2 separate regions of the Homo sapiens genome follow, and region 1 is linked to region 2. A link is an interaction called in ENCODE POLR2A ChIA-PET data of the cell type or tissue named here. Cell type or tissue: PC-9. All regions are shown on one strand.

What was found. ChIA-PET counts read pairs that join two places held together with the same protein. Peaks named below come from ENCODE experiments on the same cell type or tissue, not always from the same donor. Only the 100,000 strongest peaks of a DNase experiment are listed, where the experiment ranks them.
Region 1: POLR2A ChIA-PET joins it to region 2 with 6 read pairs; 5 of 35 experiments call an interaction of 5 or more read pairs at or near these places.

Annotation. Positions count from the first base shown.
Region 1 is chr22:44,868,725-44,871,224 of GRCh38, forward strand. No RefSeq gene overlaps it. Among named protein-coding and RNA genes, the nearest start is that of ARHGAP8, 120 kb to the left of the region's middle. RefSeq lists enhancers at 1-679, 1-436, 1,349-2,260. In PC-9, no CTCF peak of the experiment used is centred here; a DNase peak (open chromatin) is centred at 1,467; H3K27ac peaks cover 1,440 bases.
Region 2 is chr22:44,955,710-44,958,209 of GRCh38, forward strand. All of the region lies in intron 2 of PHF21B (PHD finger protein 21B), which reads right to left. Among named protein-coding and RNA genes, the nearest start is that of PHF21B, 53 kb to the right of the region's middle. RefSeq lists an enhancer at 590-1,359. In PC-9, a CTCF peak has its summit at 1,728 (motif pointing right); no DNase peak of the experiment used is centred here; H3K27me3 peaks cover 2,500 bases.

The DNA.
Region 1 (2,500 bases), 87 kb before region 2:
TGGAACGCCGACAGACTCGCGTCTTAAGAGCCGACCTCGCCGAAGACACCGTTCCTGGCCCTTTTAAGGGCTTACAACTCTAAGGGGTTCCACGTGAACGGGTCGTGATGGATTGAGAGCACGTGTGGTTAGAGGTCGGGGGGTAATCTTTTAACCTCAGGCCGGGTCATCGGTGGCACCGGCTGGTCTTGCCACTGACTTCATTCCTGTTGTTTTTCAACGTTTACTTCCTCCTCCTCTTCAGAGACAGGAGACAGTAAGAGAAGTGGCTTCTCTCCTCGTTCCCATGAGGTCAAACACAAGTTAAATTCCACCATTTTGCCTCCTAGTGCTCGTGTGTGAACTCGCTCGCCCAACTCCTGAGATCTTTGTCGGGGGAAGCTTATTACCATGGCACCAGCTTCAGGTGATTCTATTCAGAGGCTGCGTTCCCTGGTTCTGGCTGCAAACAATTACAATTATAGAGAAACAGTAACAACTGCCTGCCATCACGTGGCCACCTGACTCTCCTAGTGGGGGTGGGGGGAGCCCTCCCCTGCCCCGCTCCCGTCTGACTAGCTACTACTGTAACAAATTGAGAAAGCGGTCTTTCAGGAGGCCCACAGGTGGAAACTGAAGTTTCCCTACAGCTGCCCAGAGGCCCTGATCTGTGGATGAGGGCCTTTGCTAACTGGTCACTGTGATTCAGACGGACTCACCGCCCGGTCACTGGCCCTGCAGACAGCTGGCTCTTGAGGACTGGCACAGCTAACCAGGCCTGGCTTCCTCTCTGGGGAGTGACAGTCAGAATATTCTCTACTCTTCCCATGGGAGGAGGCATGGGGAGGCCAGGAATATTAATCCTACTGGATGAGTTTCTCCTGTGAGGACACTGGAGTAGGTCTGTGTGCCCTCTGATATTCTCATTCCTAGTGTGCACATGAGAATCCAGAGGCCCCCCACAGAACAGTAAGAGAACACACCTGAAGTCACACAGCTAGTGAGTGGCAGAGCTGGGATTTGAACCAGGGCAACCCCATGTTTTTCCACGGAGCTGTGGGAGCCAAAGGGAGACACCTGGGCCTTGGGCTTCCCATCTATACAGTGGGTTTTGTTTTTCGTCTGTTTGTTTTGAGACAGAGTCTCGCTCTAACCCCCAGGCTGGACTGCAGTGGCACAATCTCGGCTCACTGCAAACTCCACCTCCTGGGTTCAAGCGACTCTCCTGCTTCAGCCTCCCAAGTAGCTGGGATTACAAACACACACCACCATGCCCAGTGAATATTTTTTATTTTAGTATAGATGGGGTTCCACCATGTTGCCCAGGCTGGTCTCAAACTCCTGAGCTCAGGCAATCCACCCAACTCGGCCTCCCGGAGTGCTAGGATTACAGGCATGAGCCACTGCACCTGGCCCTACAATGGGTTTTTACACTGCCTACTCCCAGCTCTGAGAACGCCAGTCAGAGACCAAAAATCCTGAGCTAGGATCAGCCCCACCTTTTGCAGTGACTCAGCAAGTTTAATCCACACTGGGTTGTCAGCTGTCACCATCAGCCCACGTTTAGGCAGGAAACAGAGATGCATGGCGGTGCCCCTGGCAGCCTCTGCACTGAAGTCCTTTGAGAGGCTCCAGGTCCCTGCTCACCCCCCACCAGCCCTCATCCAGCTTAGAGCAGGAGGACTGCACCTCATGCCCTCACTGCTTCAGGGCTCCAGGGAGCAGGACTACAGGCACCCAGCCCTGAGCCCTATCCTTCGGAGGAACCACCAGGGCCTGTGGGCCTCAGTGAGGCTTTCTGGACTCCTCTTCCCCTTTCCCCTCCCGGCTCCTTCTTCCCCACTGGTCTCTTGTCCAATGCCTGGCTACGCCTTCCTCCTCCCTTCATTCATGTTTTTACTCCCTCCCGCACCTTCACCATACATGATCTGTTTTTCTGTTCTTTTTAGCTCTCACTCCTAGCTAACCTAGGCCAGAATGATTCTTTTATGCATCTTGAAAGTTGATTATTGTTTTATTTCTTTTCTACTCTGCTACAAAGTCTTTTTTTCCTTTTTCTTGAAATGGAGTTTCACTCCATCGCCCAGGCTGGAGTGCAGTGGTGCAATCTTGGCTTACTACAACCTCCGCCTCCCAGATTCAAGTGGTTCTCCTGCCTCAGCATCTCTAGTAGCTGGGATTACAGGCGCCCGCCACCACGCCTGGCTTTTTTTTTTTTTTTTTTGTAATTTTAGTAGAGACGGGGTTTCACCATGTTGGCCAGGCTGGTCTCGAACTCCTGACCTCAGGTGATCCACCCACCTCGGCCTCCCAAAGTGTTGGGATTATAGGCGTAAGCCACCGCGCCTGGCCTAAAGCCTTTTTCTTTTGATTCACTCATTCATTCTTTTTTTTAAAAACTGCAACCTTCCAGCTCTGACCAAACACATCCAGGCACAAGGCACCCAGACCAGGCCTGAGTGGGATCCCCAAGAATGGCTCGATTTGGAGCCCGAGGCAATCAGCCACCTGTCTCCCTGGC
Region 2 (2,500 bases):
ACCGGCGTTCCAGAGTCTCCAGTTTCCAGGTGGTGGATCACGGGACTTCTCAGCCTCCACCATTGCAGGAGCTGGTTCCCCAGATCAATCCCCGTATGCATCCCCATCTGTATCCCATTGGTTCTGCTCTCTGGCGAGCCCTGACTGATGTGGGTGCTTAGAATTGAGTCGGGCCATGGTCAGCACTCAAAGACGCTTCCGTCATATTACAGATGAGGAGAGTGGTGAGGCTGAGGGCACGCACTTCCCTGGCAGTTCTATATGAGCCCTGGCCCACGACAGGGAGGCACGGTGCTTTGTCCTGGGCACAGCGATGAACAACACAACTGTCTCCTCCCACCCCACAACGTCCAGCCATCAGCCCGCGAGGAAGGGGACTGAGCCCTCCAGCTTGACGACACAGCGGTGGGAGCACAGGGGAGATGCTCTGTGTGCTCTGCACAAGCAACGTCCCACCAGGCTGGACTCAATGGGTTGGAGATACAGGGGAACCAAGGGAGGAGGCTCCCTGGGGAGGGGGATTTTGCCTGGGGGAGAAGCTGAGCAGGAAGAGGAAGGCTATTTGGAGAGCCGCCCCAATGCTAGGGCACCCAGTCTATGAGGCAGAGGCCCGACCCAGGGGCCCGAGAATCAGTACTTTCTTACCCTGACGAGTGTATCTTTTCCTCATTACTCAACACTTAACGGGGTGACAGCCTGGATTAAACAGTAAGTCATCTGCAGCCCCATTAGGGCCCCAGCAAGATGGCTCCAAATTAAATCTAACAGTCAATGAAATCGTCAATATTTAATTTACTCATTGCAGGTGGCAATTTAGCCCTTGTGACAATATCGTTTAATGGCAGAAATACTGGGATTTATCACACATTATGGGACTGCAGAGCTGCCGAGCTTCCTTCACGAGGCGGCTGCTGCCCAGGGAGACCTCGAGGGACCCTCCACAAGCGACCCCAGGAGGTCTGAAGCCCAAGGCCAGTGGGACCATGAGGCCTGACCACCGGAAAGGCCCAGGGGACCTCTTGCTGGGCCCACCCAAGGCAGTGCTTTCTGTTTCTGGAATCCACTTTGGAAACAGAAAACTTGGGCTAAGGGACAGAGGCCCCTCCACGCGGTGGGCTCTCCCTCCTCCTCCGACCTCCCTCCCTTCTCATCAAAGCTGTACCCCAGATGCTCAGGGCTGGGCCTGCAGCATTCAGGAGCCAACCGAGTGAAGAGAGACAATGGCCACATCCACTCACCAACCACAGGGAAAGAGGAGGCAGCCGTCACGCCTCAGTCCTGGGCTCCATCCTCGTCCCAGCCCTCCTGCTGGTGGTGGGAGCTGTACCCAGAGGTCACTGCCCACACGGCAGTCCAATGGCCACCTCCACCTCAGCACCGCCCCCTCCCTCCTCCCTCTGAGCTCACAGCTGCCTCGTCCTGCGCATTCTTCTGTACCTGTGGCCTCCCTGGCTGTGGACCCACAGCCTCTGCAGGGGACTGCAGTCTCTGAAAGCCAGGCTGAGAACACAGTTGCACAGTGCTCACCCAGCCTCAGAGGGTCAGGCACCGGACGGTGCACTTTACAACAATTAGCTCTTCTGGAAAAAGTTGTTTCGGTTTTTTCCCTGATCCTTTGCATGAAAAACCCTCTGAAGGTACAAAGCAAATTCCTGAACTGACTGTAGAAGGAGTGAGAGAGACCTGGGCTGCCGCACAGGGCTGGCATGCGGGCCCCTCACAGCCTTCCTCTGGGGCTTGCCACTGTCCGTCCTCATGCTGCCTCCAGAGGGAGTTCTCAAATCCATTTTATGTGTATTTAAATAACGTATGCACAGAATCAATAGTCAGCCCTCTCTTTCTTCTACCGCTGCTTTTTTTCTCCTGCCTTGAGTTCCCATTTGTTTGGCGTTCTGGGTTCCTCCTGCTAATTTTTCCTAAGTTCCCTGATAGAATTATAAAACCCTTTCCTGTGCAAACACACCAGGCATCAGTTCCCTGTTGCTAACCTAAATAGGTTTCTCTCCAGGCTGCTGGGGCCCCCTCTCCTGAATTTAGATCTGCTGTTTTTCTGGGCTTAATTCCTTTATTTCAGTAGAATGCCTCACCCAGTATCTTTCTGAGAAAGGCGACGCATGAAATAAGCATTCTAAACCCGTTCAGGCCTTGTGTGTCTAAAAGCAGAACTCTAGCTGGACCTGATCACCACTGGACATTTTTTTTTTTTTTTTGAGATGGAGTTTCGCTCTTGTTGCCCAGGCTGGAGTGCAATGGCGCGATCTCGGCTCACCACAACCTCCACCTCCCAGGTTCAAGCGATTCTCCTGCCTCTGCCTCCCGAGTAGCTAGGATTACAGGCATGTGCTATCATGCCTGGCTAACTTTTTGTATTTTTAATAGAGACGGGGTTTCTCCATTTGGTCAGGCTGGTCTCGAACTCCCGACCTCAGGTGATCTGCCCACCTTGGCCTCCCAAAGTGCTGGGATTACAGGTGTGAGCCACCACGACAGCCCCCATCCC